Linked DNA regions of Homo sapiens: region 2 is linked to region 1. The links are chromatin loops, found by intact Hi-C in ENCODE. Cell type or tissue: mammary epithelial cell. All regions are shown on one strand. Links, peaks and the distances in the headings refer to the core of each region. The heading gives the core; the rest is flanking DNA.

Evidence for each region. Peaks named below come from ENCODE experiments on the same cell type or tissue, not always from the same donor. Only the 100,000 strongest peaks of a DNase experiment are listed, where the experiment ranks them.
Region 2: it touches region 1 in a loop (6-fold over the local background); 54 of 110 quality-filtered maps call a loop at or near these places.

Annotation. Positions count from the first base shown.
Region 1 is chr3:186,845,268-186,854,831 of GRCh38, forward strand. It overlaps ADIPOQ (adiponectin, C1Q and collagen domain containing), which reads left to right. Exons shown (of 3, transcript NM_004797.4): 2 at 7,784-8,005; 3 at 8,917-9,564. The coding sequence starts at 7,792. The coding sequence ends at 9,437. It overlaps ADIPOQ-AS1 (ADIPOQ antisense RNA 1), which reads right to left. Exons shown (of 4, transcript NR_046662.2): 2 at 8,866-9,564; 3 at 8,511-8,605; 4 at 6,619-7,975. Among named protein-coding and RNA genes, the nearest start is that of ADIPOQ, 7.3 kb to the left of the region's middle. RefSeq lists enhancers at 1-7,783, 526-573 and a silencer at 639-3,457. In mammary epithelial cell, for the core only: a CTCF peak has its summit at 4,286 (motif pointing right); no DNase peak of the experiment used is centred there; H3K27me3 peaks cover 169 bases.
Region 2 is chr3:186,918,087-186,926,868 of GRCh38, forward strand. It overlaps the pseudogene RPL29P9. Among named protein-coding and RNA genes, the nearest start is that of ST6GAL1, 8.0 kb to the right of the region's middle. In mammary epithelial cell, for the core only: no CTCF peak of the experiment used is centred there; DNase peaks (open chromatin) are centred at 4,935 and 5,345; H3K27ac peaks cover 952 bases.

The DNA of each region.
Region 1 (9,564 bases), core at 951-8,950:
CCTGGGAGCTAGGCAAAGCTGAGTTGATTCCTGGTTATGCCATTTATTATTGGGTTGCACCGTGTGAAACTGCCAATATTCTACACTTTGACTTTTATTTATTTTTATTTTTATTTTTTTTGAGACAGAGTTTCACACTTGTCACCTAGGCTGGAGTGCAGTGGCGCGATCTCAGCTCACTGCAACCTCTGCCTCATGGATTCAAGTGATTCTCCTGCCTCAGCCTCCCAAGTAGCTGGAATTACAGGTGCCCGCTACCACGCCTGACTAATTTTTGTATTTTTGGTAGAGACGGGATTTCACCATGTTGTCCAGGCTGGTCTGAAACTCCTGACATCAGGTAATCCACCCACCTCAGCCTCCCAAAGTGCTGGGATTACAGGCATGAGCCACTGCGCCCGGCCCATTTTGACTTTTAAAAATGGGAGTTTGATATAATTCAATCCAGTGGTTGAATTAGCTAGCATCGTTCCCTCTCCAAGTCTCAGGTTCTCCTACACGTTAGAGTCAAAAGCAGGGCTATGGGAAGATTAAGTAAAATAAATTTTGAAAATGCCTTATGAAAATTACACTCCAAAGAACTCGCGCCAGTGTCAGTGTTCTCATGTTCCTCATCTCACATGATCACATTTCGCGGATTAGGAAGCTGAGTCTGAGAAGCTCCGTGTAGTGCTTTTTCGGAGGCACCGTGATGTGATGGAAGGCTCACTCGTTAGGAAGTCAGAACAGAGTCTCTGAGGGATCATCTCCTTAATCTGTCAGTTTCCTCATCTCTGAAGTTGGGCTCATTTCCTTCCTTCATGGAGTTATTGTAAAGATGAAGATAAATAACGTGTAAAATCTAGCATGGGAACTGGCTTCTATAAGGTTCTAATAAGTGCATTCCTACTCCTTCCCCTCAGCCTTCCCATTTGTAAAAGCAAGGCAGGGGTGAGGTGATTTCTGGGGCTCCTTTTGGCTCTGACATTTGAGGATTTTGTATACTTTTTTTTTTTTGAGACAGAGTCTTGCTCTGTCACCCAGGTTGGAGTGCAGCTCAATGCAAATTCCGCCTCCCAGGCTCAAGCAATTCTTATGTCTCAGCCTCCTGAGTACCTGGGATTACAGGCAGGCACCACCACCCCCAGCTAATTTTTTTGTATTTTCAGTAGAGACGGGGTTTTGCCATATTGGCCAGGCTGGTCTTGAACTCCTGACTTCATGTGACCCACCCATCTCAGCCTCCCAAAGTGCTGAGATGACAGGTGTGAGCTACCGTGCCTGGCCAATTTTGTGTGCTTTAATGCCCTTTTCTGCTGGAAGAGTTGGCACCAGGTTTGGTGATCTCTTTCCCCCACACGGCTCTGCCTCCTGCCAGTCCCAGAGGGGACCCTGTCCTTGCATTTCACAGGATTCTGCTGTTGCAACTGAAATTCCAGTAGGTCAAAGTGAAATTTCTCATACACTTTAACATGAAGATAAATGATCACAGTATGGCCCTTTAGGATCCTGAGAACATCACGGTCATCCCCTGGTATAATTTTAAAAGCAGATGAATCCATGCCTGTGCGAGGTTTGCCAGGAAAGCCAGTGCTGGGATTACAGTGGAAGTCTTTTTATGCTACTTTTTTCTTGTATCCCTCACCCCATGGGGTGGCATATTGAAAGGCAGGATGTGTGACCACGATACTTTTCTCCTCCTGGACTATGTCTAAGAGTCTGTTATTGGGTTCTGAAGATCAGAGTTTAATTTCCGACTCCTCTCTGTGTAGCTCTGGGATCTTGGAAAGCCACTTAACCTTTCTGAAGTCCCCTTTCCTCATCTCTAAAATGCATACACTCATCACTAACATTTACTGAGCACTGACATGTGCCAGACACCATTCTAAGCATTTTACACAGACTACACCATTTGATCTTCCAACAAACAGAACACTGAAACGCATTACAGGTCAGAACAAATGATTTGTGCCTAAGCACCAAGACCGTAGAGCCCGTGCTCCCTATTCTACCCTATCCTGTCTCTCAAAATGATTGTGAGAATCGAATGAGACACTAGGTGAGAAAAGGGTTTTATAAATAGCATTTTAAAAATTTTTTAAAGTCCACAAAATTTTTAATTTTAATACAGATAAAATAGATCCCTTTGTTTTATAAAAAGTAACAAAATTTGTTATACAACAACTATGTTATTTATTAATTTTGCCTTTTTGTATGCTGCCAGGAAAGAAACATTAAGAAATCTTAAATTGATTATGGTGAATCAGAAGGTCTGCCTGGACTTTTTATTGCTCTAACTGTACAGCTGATCATACTACCTCATTTTTTTTTATGACACTTCAAGGGTGCGCTTAGCTTCATCACTCCTTCGTTGCCAAAAGCTTTGTGACCAAAAACAATTAAGCAGATTCCTGAGTCACTAAATGACACATAACCAGAGTTGAGACTTAGGAACTTTTAGTGCCATGCTAAGCCCACAGGGACACAACAAATAGCATTTTACAAAGGCAAAGAATTGTGACACTTGAGATTTAGCTTGTTGATCCTTGTAAAAGTTTTCTTTTTAGGCATAATTGAGTTTTAGATCATAGTACTCACTATTACTTAGTAATAATTTTTTTCTGATAGAAATACAGTGTAACAGGCCGGGCGCAGTGGCTCATGCCTGTAATCCCAGCACTTTGGGAGGCCGAGGCGGGCGGATCACTTGAGGTCAGGAGTTTGAGACCAGCCCGGCCAACATGGTGAAATCCCATCTCTACTAAAAATACAAAAAATTAGCCAGGTGTGGTCGTGGATTCCTGTGATCCCAGCTACTTGGGAGGGTGAGGCAGGAGCATCAGTTGAACCCAGGAGGCGGAGGTTGCAGTGAGCCAAGATGGTGCCATTGCACTCCAGCCTGGGCCACAAAGCGAGACTCCACTTCAGAAACAAAAAAAAAAGAGAGAGAGAAAAGAAGGAAGGAAGGAAGGAAGGAAGGAAAGAAGGAAGGAAGGAAGGAAAGAAGGAAGGAAGGAAGGAAGGAAAGAAGGAAGGAAGGAAAGAAGGAAGGAAGGAAAGAAGGAAGGAAGGAAGGAAGGGTAACAAGCAAAGTGTAACAATGGCAATATCTAAAAAAATAGGTATTTTTATATGTTTGTCGTTTTATATATATGACCCCCACTTTAGAGATGAGGAAACTGAGAGATTAAGGAAACGATCCCTGAGAGACTCTGTTCTGACTTCCAAATCGGTGAGCTTTCCATCGCATCACGGTGCCTCCGAAAGCATGACACGGAGCTTCTCAGACTCAGCTTCCTAATCCGCTAAACGGGATTATGTGAGATGAGGAACATGAGAACGCTGACATGGGTGAGGGTTCCTTGGAGTATCATTTTCATGTGGCATTTTCAAAACTTATTTTACCTAATCTTCCCAAAGCCCTGCTTTTGACTCTAATGTGTCTCCTGAGACTTGGAGAGCGCAAGATGCTAGCGACAGAGCAAGACTCCATCTCCAGATAAATAAATAAGTAAAATAAAAAAGAACACAAATAATTTTGAAAATTTTTTTGAAAATTAGGCACGTTTGCACTGACCTTCAATTGTTATTAATTGCTGGTTTCCCACCCAGAATTAAGTTGGAATGCAACTTTCTTTTACAATCAGAGTCCGTTCTTGGTCTTGGAAACTTCTGAGGCTCCTGTGCTAATCACACTCTTGTATTTTTGGCACCTCTACCCCGTGCCACTGTCATGGAACCCAGGCTGATCGCACCTATTAGTGGAGAAATCTGTCCATAATACTGAAGTTTGGGGACAAACAGTGTTCCCTTAGGGTAGGAGAAAGAGATCTTTATTTTTGACAAAGGGGGAGGAGCCAGAAAACTCCAGAGACCCCTGAGTTTGCCCTCTCTCCAAGGTTTGGGGTAAGCCCCCCGTCACCCTTTATCTCTGGGGCTTTCACATATTCTGGATTCTCTCCTCCTGTTTCCCAGCAGAAAAGGATGGAGCCTCACAGATTCTTCCCATTTCTGGAGAAAAACATGCATGGAGCTCAAAGTTCTTCTCAGGAGTTTTATTGCCAAAGCCATAATAAGAAAGGGTGGAGGTGACAAGCAGTGAGGAAGTTTAAAGATGCATGAAATCTGTAAAGTCTCAGAACAAGAATTCTCCTAAAATGCAAAAGGGGCTTTGCTGGTCTCCCCTTGGCTTCTCATGTAGCTCACCTCTTTTTTCTTATCTTGAGACTAGTCAAACCTAAGCTGTTTCTCATTTTATTTCCAGAAGCTATTGAGAACACTCTCCTGAATTCTTCAAATTCAGTAGAGGGCGACAAATGTACATATAAATGATGGTAGTGGGTCTTAAATAAAGACTCATGACACCTAAAGGGGCAGCACCTGAGTCTGATTGCACCTGTTTCTGTTGCTGTTTCTGTCTCTCTTCTCTCTGTCTGCCATTTCATTATCAATGGTTACTTTACTTATAAGATCATATTAGAACCTGATATTTGATAAATGATGCATCAGATCTATAGTGAGAGAAAAAATTAATGCAATTAAAGGTGTTGTAACAGCTAGTCTTCAAGTGGGGAGAAATCATTTGAGTACCTTAGGTCACAGCTTACATCAAAACAAAAAATCAGAGCTACATTAAAAAGTGAAATTTTAACTATATCAAACAATAGAAAAAAACAGAAGAAAATTGAATACTTACTAAATCTTAGCATGAATAAGAACTGTTTAACACTTAGAGGCAAGGACTGGGCGTGGTGGCTCATGCTTTTAATCCCAGGACTTTGGGAGCCCAAGGCGGGCGGATCACCTGAGGTCAGGAGTTTGAGACTAGCCTGGCCAACATGGTGAAACCCCGTCTCTACTAAAAAATGCAAAAATTAGCTGCGTGTGGTGGTGCATGCCTGTAATCTCAGCTACTTGGGAGGCTAAGGCATGAGAATCGCTTGAACCTGGGAGGTGGAGGCTGTAGTGAGCCGAGATTGTGCCACTGCACTACAGCCTGGGTGACAGTGTGAAATCCTCTCTCTCAAAAAAAAAAAAAAAAAAAAGCAAACTAGAGCAGTGAGGTACCATTATTTCCTTTGCTCACTAAACTGACAACACACAAATGTTTTTTATAATACCCAAAGCTGATGAGGGTAGTTAAGGTATGCCCTTTTATACACACACTAATGATGTACTACTGGTTGGCAGTATAACATATGCTGCCATGTGGGGATATGTATCAGGAGACTTAAAAATGTGCATACCTTTTGGTCCAGTAATTTACTTCTGGGAATCTGTCATAACAGAATAATAATCTTGGGGAAAGCTACATGCCTAAGGATATTTAAAATATTATTTAAAAATCAAAGTATAATTTCTTACAGAATATAAAATAATATTTTAAAATGAAAATATGCTAAAAGTTTGATGAAATATAAATGGTCAAATATATATTGATTATATCCACTTACTAGACTAGCACTCACTCTGAGACGTTAAAAATAGTCATTATAAAAACTAGAAAATGCCAAAGACAAAATAAAGGAATAAAGTTTTACATAAAGTATGATTCCACTATGTTTAAAAATAAACAGAGACATTCTTGGAGTTGAGTATTGTTTTCTTTTCTGTCATGTCCAAAGAACTATATAACTATTATTTTTAATGAACTATATATGTAATATATACATATAGTTTATATGTATATACAAAATTTATCTCATATATATGATAAAGATGAAAGATGAGTTGGATGTGCCACGTGAAGAGGGTAGTATAGAACCCCAGGTAATGGGGCATAGGAGTGGGATTCCAGATACCAGGCCCATGTTTTTGGGGTGAGATTGCCAATCACGGTCTTTCTTCCATCCCTCACAGAGGAGTAGGTTTGTCTTCAACAAACCTTCAGTTGTCCTGAAGACAAACCTAATTCTGGAGACTTCATATAATCTAGAAGAGACAAGCAAACTGATGAAAAATAGTGAATTTTTAAGGTAAAATAAAGTACATGGACTACACTTTGTTTAGAATCAGATTCTTGGGATTAACCACATTAACCCACAGAGGGTCTTAGTGATGCCTCTAATCCAGGATCCTAGGACCTATTTCTCTCTGTGAGATGCTTTCTCCCAACTCCTTGGTGAGAGTGGGAAGACTAAGACCTCAGCAATCTGAGGTGGAGGCCTAAGATCCCCCTAAGATCGGAGGCAGAATCTGAGAGGGGATAAAAGTCCCTATACCTGTATTGGGCCCTTTTCTGGGAGGGGGATATCAAAGAATGATTTTGAGACAGGGAGGCTTTTGACTACCTGTGCCACTTGAGCTCTTTGCTAGGGCTCCAGAATACATATTTCAAATACATTCCCCCTCCCTCCTTCCTTCCCTCTTCCACTCTTCCTTTTTATCTTCCTTTCTTCTTTTCCTTCCTCCTTCCCTTCCTTTCTCTGGCTCTCTCATGATTTCTTTTCCTCATTATAAAAGTGCTTATTTAGTCCCTACTCTGCTATTAGTGTGTTAGTCTTTGTCCCCTGGTACTTGCTGTTTAATGGAGAAATGGGTGAGCAAAACAGAAATTACAGCAGAGTGCAATGATAGAGCTAAGCCAGGTGTATAAATCCATTCTCACACTGCTGTAAAAAACTACTTGAGACTGGGTAATTTATAAAGAAAAGAGGTTTAATTGACTCACAGTTCCACAGGCTGTACAGGAAGCATGGCTGGGGAGGCCTCAGAAAACTTACAATCATGGTGGAAGAAAGAGCGAAGGGGAAGCAAGCACATCACACAGCAGCAGGAGAGAGAGAGAGAAAGAGAGAGAGAGAGAATATAGGGGAAGTGCTACACACTTTCAACCAGATCTTGTGAGAATTCACCTACTATCATGAGAACAGCAAGGGATAAGTCTGCCTCCATGATTCAGTCACCTCCTACCAGGCCCCTTCTCCAACACATGTCGACGTGCTATTTGGGTGGGGACACAGACCCAAACCATATTACCAGGGCACTGGAGAAACACAGAGGGGAAAGAACCAGCCAAGGAGTGAGATGGAGAACAAGGAGGACTTCTTGAAACAGATGACATCCAAACTGGGTCCTGAAAGCTGAATAGAGATTAGACAGGGGAGGAGGGGCAGCTAAAGATGGCTCAGGCAAACAAAGGGCCAGGGGATATGTTCATGGGATGATGTGTCTCTCGTTGTCTGCTTAACACAAGGTGAGTCTCTCCCTCCCTCTCTCTCTCTTTTTCTCTGTGTGTGTTTGTGTGTGTGCATGTGTGCAAATGTAATATACCCAATAGTCAAACATGTGCCCCAGGAGAGGGGTAGAGGAAGAAAGAGAATGAGAGAGTAAGAAGGAGGAATAGACACAGAAAATGAGAGAGAAGGGGGGAAAGAAAAAGAAGAAAGGAGCCAGAGGAGAGAAGCTGGTTAGCATTGAATGGAGCAATCTGTGTCATCGTACTTGGGAAACCCAAGGATGGATTCTTGGCAAGTCGACTCTTGGAGCTTTCCCTGTGCTTGGTCCTGTGCTCAGACATGGGAAAATTAGAGGAGTGTCATCTGTGCAATCACTGAATTCATAATCTTGGTGAGGAAAGGAGACTACACACAGGGAATAATGCTAAGTATTACAGATTTCAGGGCAGAAAGAGATCAAGGTGGGCTGCAATATTCAGAAAAGTCTTCCTGGAAAAGTTGAATACTTAGAAAGCAGCTCCTAGAAGTAGACTCTGCTGAGATGGACGGAGTCCTTTGTAGGTCCCAACTGGGTGTGTGTGTGGGGTCTGTCTCTCCATGGCTGACAGTGCACATGTGGATTCCAGGGCTCAGGATGCTGTTGCTGGGAGCTGTTCTACTGCTATTAGCTCTGCCCGGTCATGACCAGGAAACCACGACTCAAGGGCCCGGAGTCCTGCTTCCCCTGCCCAAGGGGGCCTGCACAGGTTGGATGGCGGGCATCCCAGGGCATCCGGGCCATAATGGGGCCCCAGGCCGTGATGGCAGAGATGGCACCCCTGGTGAGAAGGGTGAGAAAGGAGATCCAGGTAAGAATGTTTCTGGCCTCTTTCATCACAGACCTCCTACACTGATATAAACTATATGAAGGCATTCATTATTAACTAAGGCCTAGACACAGGGAGAAAGCAAAGCTTTTTTATGTTAACCATAAGCAACCTGAAGTGATTTGGGGTTGGTCTTCCAAGGATGAGTGTAGATGGTGCCTCTATAACCAAGACTTTGGCTTTGCTGCATCTGCAGCTCCTTTTCCATCCCCTTTCCCATCTTCACCCTCATCCCTATTCCCAGTACATTCATATTCTGATTCCTCTTTCTGTCTGCTTAACTTCCATTTCACCCAGTGGCATTCAACCACATTTACTGCACACCCCCTGAAAGGCTCAGTCCTGCCTTTGGGGAACTCTTGATCTAGGTAAGATGTCTAATGTGCAAGGCTCTGTTGGTGGTTACTACAAGAAAGTCTACTCTAAAAATGTCAAACTGAATGTGAACAAGTATTCAAAGTATGGAGCATAGAGAAAATATACTCACCGTGGACCTGATGAAGAATGAAGGCTTCAAGGAGGAGGCAGAGCTTCAGCTAGGCCTTGAATGATGGGTAGGCAGAATAGAGGAGGAGAGACATCCTAGATGGAGGGGGTAGAATTGCAAAACCAGGGTTGATGGTGCCAGCACATAAAGGGCTGGCAGGGTGGAGGGTCTATGATAGAGACCTATAGGAGATAAAGATAGAGTTGAAATTATGGGAGCCTCCATGTCTGTGGGAGATATAGAAGGAGGAGGTAACACCTCTCTCCTTTTGGGAGCTCTTATTGGTTTCTTGATCTATAAGTCAAGAAGGTTGTGAGTGGGAGCCACAGGGATGGTAATTTAGGCTGTAACCAACCTAGGCAGGAGTTCTGTTCTTTGTAGTCACTGAGGTCTTCTCATTCCTTAGGTCTTATTGGTCCTAAGGGAGACATCGGTGAAACCGGAGTACCCGGGGCTGAAGGTCCCCGAGGCTTTCCGGGAATCCAAGGCAGGAAAGGAGAACCTGGAGAAGGTGCCTATGTATACCGCTCAGCATTCAGTGTGGGATTGGAGACTTACGTTACTATCCCCAACATGCCCATTCGCTTTACCAAGATCTTCTACAATCAGCAAAACCACTATGATGGCTCCACTGGTAAATTCCACTGCAACATTCCTGGGCTGTACTACTTTGCCTACCACATCACAGTCTATATGAAGGATGTGAAGGTCAGCCTCTTCAAGAAGGACAAGGCTATGCTCTTCACCTATGATCAGTACCAGGAAAATAATGTGGACCAGGCCTCCGGCTCTGTGCTCCTGCATCTGGAGGTGGGCGACCAAGTCTGGCTCCAGGTGTATGGGGAAGGAGAGCGTAATGGACTCTATGCTGATAATGACAATGACTCCACCTTCACAGGCTTTCTTCTCTACCATGACACCAACTGATCACCACTAACTCAGAGCCTCCTCCAGGCCAAACAGCCCCAAAGTCAATTAAAGGCTTTCAGTACGGTTAGGAAGTTGATTATTATTTAGTTGGAGGCCTTTAGATATTATTCATTCATTTACTCAT
Region 2 (8,782 bases), core at 1-8,000, 72 kb after region 1:
TTCTGAGAGTGTAGTAAGATCTTCCAGTAATACCTTAGGTTTTTCTCACATGGTAAAGAGGAAACACTAACATAAGACCCTCCTGTGGCCCTGAGATCTTTGATCTGGTCCATGGCCTGTAATTTCTGGGTTAAACATGAGAAAGCTGTCTCCACACTGCTTCTTTTTCAGTATGCACAGATGTGAGTGGAAATCTTTTAGAGGCTAAAAAGCAGTGCTAACTTTCTCACTGCTACATATTTGTTTCATAAAGTAGGTAATCACAGTTACAATGATTTTTTTTTTTTTTTTTTTTTGAGACAGAGTCTCGCTCTGTTGCCCAGGCTGGAGTGCAGTGGTTCGATCTCAGCTCACTGTAATCTCCATCTCCCGGGTTCAAGCAATTCTCCTGCCTCAGCCTCCTGAGTAGCTGGGACTATAGATGCCTGCCACCACGCCCGGCTAATTTTTGTATATTTAGTAGAGATGGGGTTTCACCATGTTGGCCAGGCTGGTCTTGAACTCCTGACTTCAAGTGATCCGCCTGCCCCTGCCTCCCAAAGTTCTGGGATTACAGGCGTGAGCCACCGCGCCCAGGCAGGTGTTTTGTTTTGAATGAGATTAAAGGATGAAAGAGGAACAAAAAAGAAAGGAAGAAGAGGAGGAGGAGGCTTCCTATGCCAGGCCCTAGGCATCTGGGTTTTCTGCATTGGTCCTAGGGTTAAAAAAAGTTAATTGTTCACCTCCTTCTGATTGGTTTCACATCTAATAATTATAATACCTTTCTCCTTTTGTGTATGTAGTTGATATACAGCCTGCCACCGCACACACCAGCATTATTGCTGATCTTTGCTGTGATCCTTCGAGGAATGCAGTGCCTCCATTTCACAGATTCAGAGAAGCTAAGGGCCTTTTTAAAAGCTATCTGGCTGGTAAAAAGCAAGACAGGAAGCAAACTCCATTCTGCTTGGCCCCAAAGAACTCCTGAAGCATCACCACAGCACTGAGTTAGCTGTGGTCTCATTAGTTACCTAAGGAATGAACTGTCAGCAGCCGATGGAGAGGCACACTGCAGAGACATGGCCTTTTTGGAGTTTTTTTTTGTTTTTTTTTGTTTTTTTTTTGAGATGGAGTCTCACTCTGTCTCCCAGGCTGGAGTGCAGTGGTGCGATCTAGGCTCACTGCAACCTCTGCCTCCCGGGTTCAAGTGATTCTCCTGCCTCAGCCTCCTGAGTAGCTGGCATTACAGGTGCCCGCCACCACGCTCGGCTAATTTTTTTTGTATTTTTAGTAGAGACGGGGTTTCACCATGTTGGCCAGGTTGGTCTCGAACCCCTGACCTCATGATCTGCCCGCCTTGATCTCCCAAAATGCTGGGATAACAGACGTGAGTCACCGTGCCTGGCCCATTTTGGAGTTTTATTAAAGACCTTGGAGGGGATTAGAGATGGAAATGTCAACTAAGAAGAGCAAGCCTATTTCCTGGCCATGAATGGAGTTAGGAGAGACACTTCCTTCCCTCCCTACCTCTGTGGTCCTTGGCCAAAGTTTGGGGAATGGCTAGTGAGGAGGGAAGGTTCCAATCTGATTTAATTTACAACTCTAAATCTGATAAAGAAAATTTTGTCCTGATTTGTGGACTTATTTATGTAAAACAAAGTGTGTTTCCATGAAACACCTAATGCGTATTTATTTGAAACGGTATTAAAAACCAAATTCCAGGCCAGGCGCGGTGGCTCACGCTTGTAACCCCAGCACTTTGGGAGGCCGAGGCGGGTGGATCACCTGAGGTTGGGAGTTCGAGACCAGCCTGACCAACATGGAGAAACCCCGGCTCTACTAAAAATACAAAATTAGCCGGGCATGGTGGCGCATGCCTGTAATCCCAGCTACTCAGGAGGCTGAGGCAGGAGAATTGCTTCAACCCGGGAGGTGGAGTTTGTGGTGAGCTAAGATCACACCAAAGCACTCTAGCCTGGGCAACAAGAGGGAAACTCTGTCTCTAAATAAATAAATAAATAAATAAAAATAAAAAATAAAAAACAAAAACCAAATTCCATTTAGCTATATATCAAATACATGAGAAAACAAAAGGTACAGTCCCAGGAATTTCTGCATGTGTCTACAAGACTTCAGAGAAGGAAGAGATCAATGTGGATGCCAGGCTTCCAGGAGGAGCTTAGGATTGAACCAGACCTTAGAGGATGGCTTGAAGGCAGAGAGAGATGAAGGAGGCTTTTCAGAGCAATGAAGAAGCGAGTCCTAGTGGTAGAGACAGTGAGGAGACAGTCAGGTCATCCTCTCCTCACTTTGCCTCCAATGAAAAACAGATGAGCCTATTGGTTAAAGAGTGGCTTTGAAGTCATACACATCCTAGTTCAATTTCCAGCTTTGCAATTACAAGCCTTTGGCCAGTTATTCAAACTTCCTAAGCCTTAGTAATCTCATTTCCAAATGCGGTTAATGACGCACACCTCCCAGGATCTTTATGAGGATTAAATATCATAACCATTTCAGCTCCTGCTTCAGTAATTTGAGGAAGTCATTATTATCTCTTAGATCATTCTGGAATATCCAGATACAAATCTCAACCACGCTCTATTTCACCTCAGTAATCAATGGAAATTACAATTTCTTCTAGCTCATGAGATCTTTGAAGCAGTAAAACTACCTCAACCCTCTATGTCAAAACCACTGCGGTGAAGGAAATGTGTTATCATAAGTCCAGATTCACACAAAGCCATCTCAAATGAGTGTCTTCCTTCTTCTCCCCAGACTTCTGGCCATTCTCTATAATCTCCACTTATCACTTTACACATTTTTCTTGGCACTTTGAAAAGACAGGCTGAAAACCCAGGCTAATGATCCCTGAGCAGTATGAAAAGTCAGAAAATAATGAGCAGGTCCTGATTCCTCTCAGGGGCCTCATTATGAAGGACAAGCCACTGAAATTTCTGCTTTTTCTCAAGTCTTTTGTTCTTTATACATTTTTCTGGGCTACCCTCTGGCCCCTTATTAGCATTTACAACAGAATCAGAAGATTTGGGCTCTAGTCCAACTGCTGCCGCTTATTAGCTAGGTGATCTTTGGCAAGTTATTGTACTTTCTAGACCTCAGTTGATTTCTCAGTAAAATAAGGATCAATCAAAAAATGTATAGGAATGCACCTCGCAAGTCCTCTAAATGTGTAATGCATATTAAAGTGAGTAGATGAATCAAGCAGGTGTATTGTACCCCTTTCAGCTTAACCCAACCACCAGAGAAGTCCCAGATTCTGCAACAAAATACCTCTTCAATAGTCCACTCTGAATGTGGACTGAAGACCTCTGCATCTATTCTGGGGAAGAAAATGAGTTTCCTAATAACGATCCTTCCTGTAAGTTTGAGAAAAGCGTCACAGAGGAACCCGGTCTGTAGAATTACAGCCCAGCTGATGGGTTGGGACCCCAAGCAGATTGGATCCAACCCTTTGAATATAATCATATATATGGTTAATACAAGTGCCTGTGCTTACATTCCCCCAGACAGTCACAGACACACACAAATCTTCCACCTCAGTGGGCCTGAGCTGGAGTCCCTGCCTCCTGGATGAAGTTCTGGGGCCTCCACGTCATGGCCTTGTCTGAGCCTGTCTGGTTAGAGAAGTGCAGGCTCTTATTATCATTATAGACTGCCTGCTTGGTAATTGAACTGGACAGCTGAGTGCTTTATGATATCACCAAGTAAGACTGTAATGGATAAGGCTGCACTGTTCAGGGGCTATTTCCTGCACTGAACCATTTCAGTGCTTCCCAAATGCACATGTTATTGTCCGAACACTTAGACCTCAGCAGAGCTGGTTACAGGTTAATCCAAATCACCACCTCCTCCATCAGCTCCTGCCAGGAGGATGCTGAGGCTGTACGCTCAGGGATTTTTTTTTTCCTCTTTTTTCTTTTCCTTCAAGAAACAGAATCAATACACATGTGCACTCAGGTTTCTAATAGCGAGCTGTCAAAGTTTAACCTTGAGCCCTGTACAAAGAGGGACTAGAAAATTAATGTAGTTTCGTAGGGAGGTGTTTAAACTTTAGGCAATAACTTTTTGTTTTCCTGCTTCAGGTTTATTTGTGCAAATAGCACAGAAGGACCCCAGCCCCGTGCAGATGGCAGCCGGCGGGGGCTGGGGGAGGGGGGCGGTTGCACCAGTCCTTCTGTCCTCATGTTGGCAGACAGAGATATCTACTCTGAAGCCTTTGTAGGGGCCTGAGCACCTTTGGGAGCCTGAGCTGGAGTTGAAGCTGGAGCTGCAGCCTGGACCTTGGTTTGGTCCTTGGCCTTGGCCTTTGGCCGGCACAGCCTGAGCCCCTTGGCAACGCGGGCACGAGCACGCTTCCCAAGCTTGGGGTGGGGAATGTAGGCAAGTCGATTGAGCTTGTGGCTGACATCCTTTGGGATCTTGGGCTTAGCCTCCTTGGGCTTCACAAGGGCCCTGATAGCCTCGGCATGTGCACTCATGGCCTCGGCACTGTTGGCCTGCATCTTCTTTAGGCTCTTCTTGTTGTGCTTCTTGGCAAAGCACATGTTCCTCAGGAACTTGGGGTCGACCCCCTTAAGAGATTCGTATCTTTGTGATCAGGCTTTCTTGATACCATTTCTGTGCCATTTTTGGGACTGGTTGTGTGTGGTGTGGTTCTTGGACTTGGCCATGTCTGCACTTTAAGCTGTGGCTCCTGAAGCACCTACAATCGGAAGAGCAGGAAATAGCTTAATGATAAGAAATGTGGCTTTTTCCAAAGGTTATTGCCCAGCTATTTGTGTTTAATTAACTACCGGTGATGATAATCAATGAGACTGTTGCTGAGGCTGTAACCACGCCTCTGCTGTCTAAAGCCCACAGTCCCTTGGCAAAGGGTTCCTCACTCAGGGCAGCACCAGCAGAGAAAGCTCCCTTGGTGAAGGAGCACGAACATGTTCAGGCATGGTTGGTGGCTTTTTCCCTTTGGAGGAATTTCTTTGTGAGAAGCTAGAAAGAGCCTTAGAGGTAACCCAGTGGACTTGTCTGTAAACCCTGCAGCTCATCAGCCTTGCCTGGGAAATTTGTTAACAATTATAGATACCCAGCGTCTGACCCCAGAACCATTATATCCTGGGGAGGAGAATGAGCATTTATACTATAAACAATTTCAGCAGGTGACTCCAAAGTTCAGCCAGGCTTGAAAACAACTTATTTTGTCCAACTGCCCTTGTTCATAAAGTAGTAAACTGAGAACAAGAAAGGGCAAGTGCCTTAGCTGAGGTCTGCAGGCTGGTTGTGAGAGTTTAATGTGGAATGCAGGCCTGCTGTCTCCTAAACTGGTGTGCTGTGTGTTATGTGGCCTCTCTCATAAAATATTGGCTCTCCTTGGGGTGAGATGTAGAAAACACATGTGAGTAAAACACAGTCAGTGATGGGGTAATCCTTTTAACTGAATGTTCAAGTCACCAGGACTCAGCGCTGGCCGTCACTTGCTGTAACTAGTCATATATTTTGGTTAAGAATTCAGCATCACTGGGTGGGTGCCGTGGCTCATGCCTGTAATCCAGCACTTTGGGAGGCTGAGGTGGGCGGATCACCTGAGGTCAGGAGTTCAAGACCAGCCTGGCCCACATGGTGAAACCCTGTCTCTACTAAAATACAAAAATTAGCTGGGTGTGGTGGCGGGTGCCTGTAATCCCAGCTACTCGGGAGGCTGAGGCAAGAGAATTGCTTGAACCTAGGAGGCGGAGGTTGCAGTGAGCCAGGATCGCACCACTGCACTCCAACCTGAGAGACAGAGCGAGACTCCATCTAAAAAAAAAAAAAAAAAAGAAATCAGCTTCACTGGCTGTGTGCCACGGCCCATGCCTGTAATCGCAGTACTTTGGGAGGGTGAAGCGGGCAGATGACTTGAGATCAGAAATTCGAGACCAGCTTGGGCAGCATGTTGAAACCCCGTCTCTACAAAAAACACAAAAAATTAGCTTGTTGTGATACAGGCGCCCGCCACCATGCCTGGCTAATTTTTTGTATTTTTAGTAGAGACAAGGTTTCACTATGTTGGCCAGGCTGGTCTCGAACTCTTGACCTCAGGATCCACCAGCCTCTGCCTCCCCACGTGCTGAGATTACAGGCGTGACCAAAAACAACCTTAATTTCCAGCTGTAGGAGAATGGTTGAATAATTTACGACGCATTCACATATTGTTAATAGCTACCGCTTATTCTGTGCTTACTGTGCCAGGTATTGCTTTAAGCACTTTTCTTGTTATTAATTAATTTATTTTTTTTGAGACAGAGTCTCTCTCTGTTGACCAGGCTAGAGTGCAATGGCGTGATCTCAGCTCACTGTAACCTCCACCTCCCAGGTTCAAGCAATTCTCCCTGCCTCAGCCTCCTGAGTAGCTGGGATTATAGGTGCCCACCACCATGCCTGGCTAATTTTTGTACTTTTTAGTAGAGACGGGGTTTCGCCATGTTGGCCAGGCTGGTCTTGAACTCCTGACCTCAGTTGATCCATCTGTCTCAGCCTCCCAAAGTGGTGGGATTACAGGTATGAACCACCATGCCCGGCCCATGTATTAGTTAAAATAACTTTATGGGGCAGATACTATTATCCTTACTTTACAGTTAAGGAAACAGAGCCAGAGAAGTTAAGTAATTTGTCCAAAGTCACCAAGCTAGGAGGTAGAAGAGTCAGGATTCAAACCTGACTTGAGAATCCTCTCAACCACGAAACTGTCTCTTGTATAGCCAACCATTAGTACAATAAACCACTAATAATTTGCTGAAGAATGCTTGCTTTGCATGTAATAAGGGCTAAACTGAATGACTACATTTATTGTTAAATACACATAGGAAATGCTTATGACATATTTAAATGGGGGAGAAAAGCCGGATATCACTGTACATACATTATAATTTTAACTATAGAAAGTTGCAGAAAAATGCCCAGGAAGAAAACAGGCCAAATGGTTCAATTCTGTTTGTGGTTGATGGGCTGACAATTTTTCCTCCTTGCTTCTTTAACTTTGTCTGACTTTTCTGAATTTTCTAAAGCAAATGTTAACTGTAACATCAGAAAAAACACTATTAAAAACATGAGACCTTACGGACGCAGGCTCGGGACAGATCACCACCAGGCAGCAAACACTGATCCTCCTCCACTCAAAGAAATTAACTGCAAAGAACTTTCATTGACCTGTGTAACCTCTTGCACAAAACATTGACTATCCCTACGATTTATTCTAACTGTCATCCTTAGATCATTAATACATAGGAGGCAATTTCTACTTTGGTTCTGATAGAAGTCTCCCAAGAGAAGCCAATTTCCTGAATCTTTTTGAGAGAATTTATTATAAGCATCTTTGCTTCCTCAGAGTCCCCGAGCTCTTGTATTCCCTGCCATTATCAGTGTATCTGGTCTCCTGGGCATAGCTTATGAGTAGATGTTCAATACATGAAAATCATTATTACGAACTGAGATATTTTGCTAAAACACATGTGATTTGGGAACAGAGTCTTGGTTTCTCCTCGTATCTTCCCAGGGACTTAGGATGGGGTTGGACACAGAAGATAATTGGGTGAAGGGCAGCCTAACTACTCATGTGCCCACATGATACGTATATGTCTATTTCTCTGACCTATCCTGATCTCGCCATGCCCATGTTCTACTCTGAGGTTTCTGGAGCCAGCAAGTCACTTCTTGCTGTACTTGGGGCTGTGGGGCCAGCCATCCTCCCAGTCTTGTGGCTGTGATCCTTTCATGAGACCTGTTTCTAGTTTCCAGCCCCTGCATTCTAGCACTCTTCTTCTCTGCCCCCACTCTGCTTTATCAGCCCATCTGTGCAGGTCTGCCTCACAGCAATCAGCAGGAGCCATCCCTGTGTGCTTAAATTAGAGATGCTGTTATTCTCTCTCTCTCTCTTTTAATAAAGAAAAGGAAGTCATTTCTTATAGTTATGGAGGCTGAGGAGTCCAAGGTCAATGGACTGTATCTGGTGAGAGCTTTCATGCAAGTGGGGAGTCTGCAGAGTTCTATAGTGGCACAGGGCATCACACGGCAAGGGGGCTGAGCATGCTGCTATTTTCTTTCTACTTTTAAACTTGAGTTCTACAGACTTAGTAGACTAGCTGTGAACATATATATATATATATATATATATATATATATATATATATATATATATATATATAAAATCATCCATAAGGCTGGCAGCACTGAAAGCCAACATGGTGGGCACAGGCAAACCACAGTTCTTTTAGGCCCCGAACCTATCCTCATATTAGACAACATGTACTGAAGAGGAGACGTGATATGAAGAGGAGAGCTGTGAGGTTTATTTAAGGAACTTGATGAACATCTGTAGTGGGTGGGGAAGAAAGATTTGGGAGGAAATTTTCAACTGCTTATTGTCTTTTTTTTTTCCCCTCATGAAACATCACCTCCAATTCAAGAGTGTTATGAACATATTATTTGCAAGTGGATTGTTGTAAATGAAAATTATGTGTATTAATCCGTAAGATGTCTGAAATGATGACTGAGCAATGCATTACCTAAAAATATTATATATTGGCTAAGGTTGAGGTCAAGGGTTGGGGGAGGGATGGGGAATGTGTTAGTCTGTTTGGGCTGCTATAACAAAAACACCATAAATCGGGTGGCTTGTAAACAACAGGAGTTTATTGCTTATGGTTTTAGAGGCTGGTAAGTCCAACATTAAAATAATGGCAGACTTGGTGTTCAGAGAAGGCTCAGTCTCCTGGTCATAAGTGGTACCTTCTAGCTGCAGCCTCACATGTTGGAA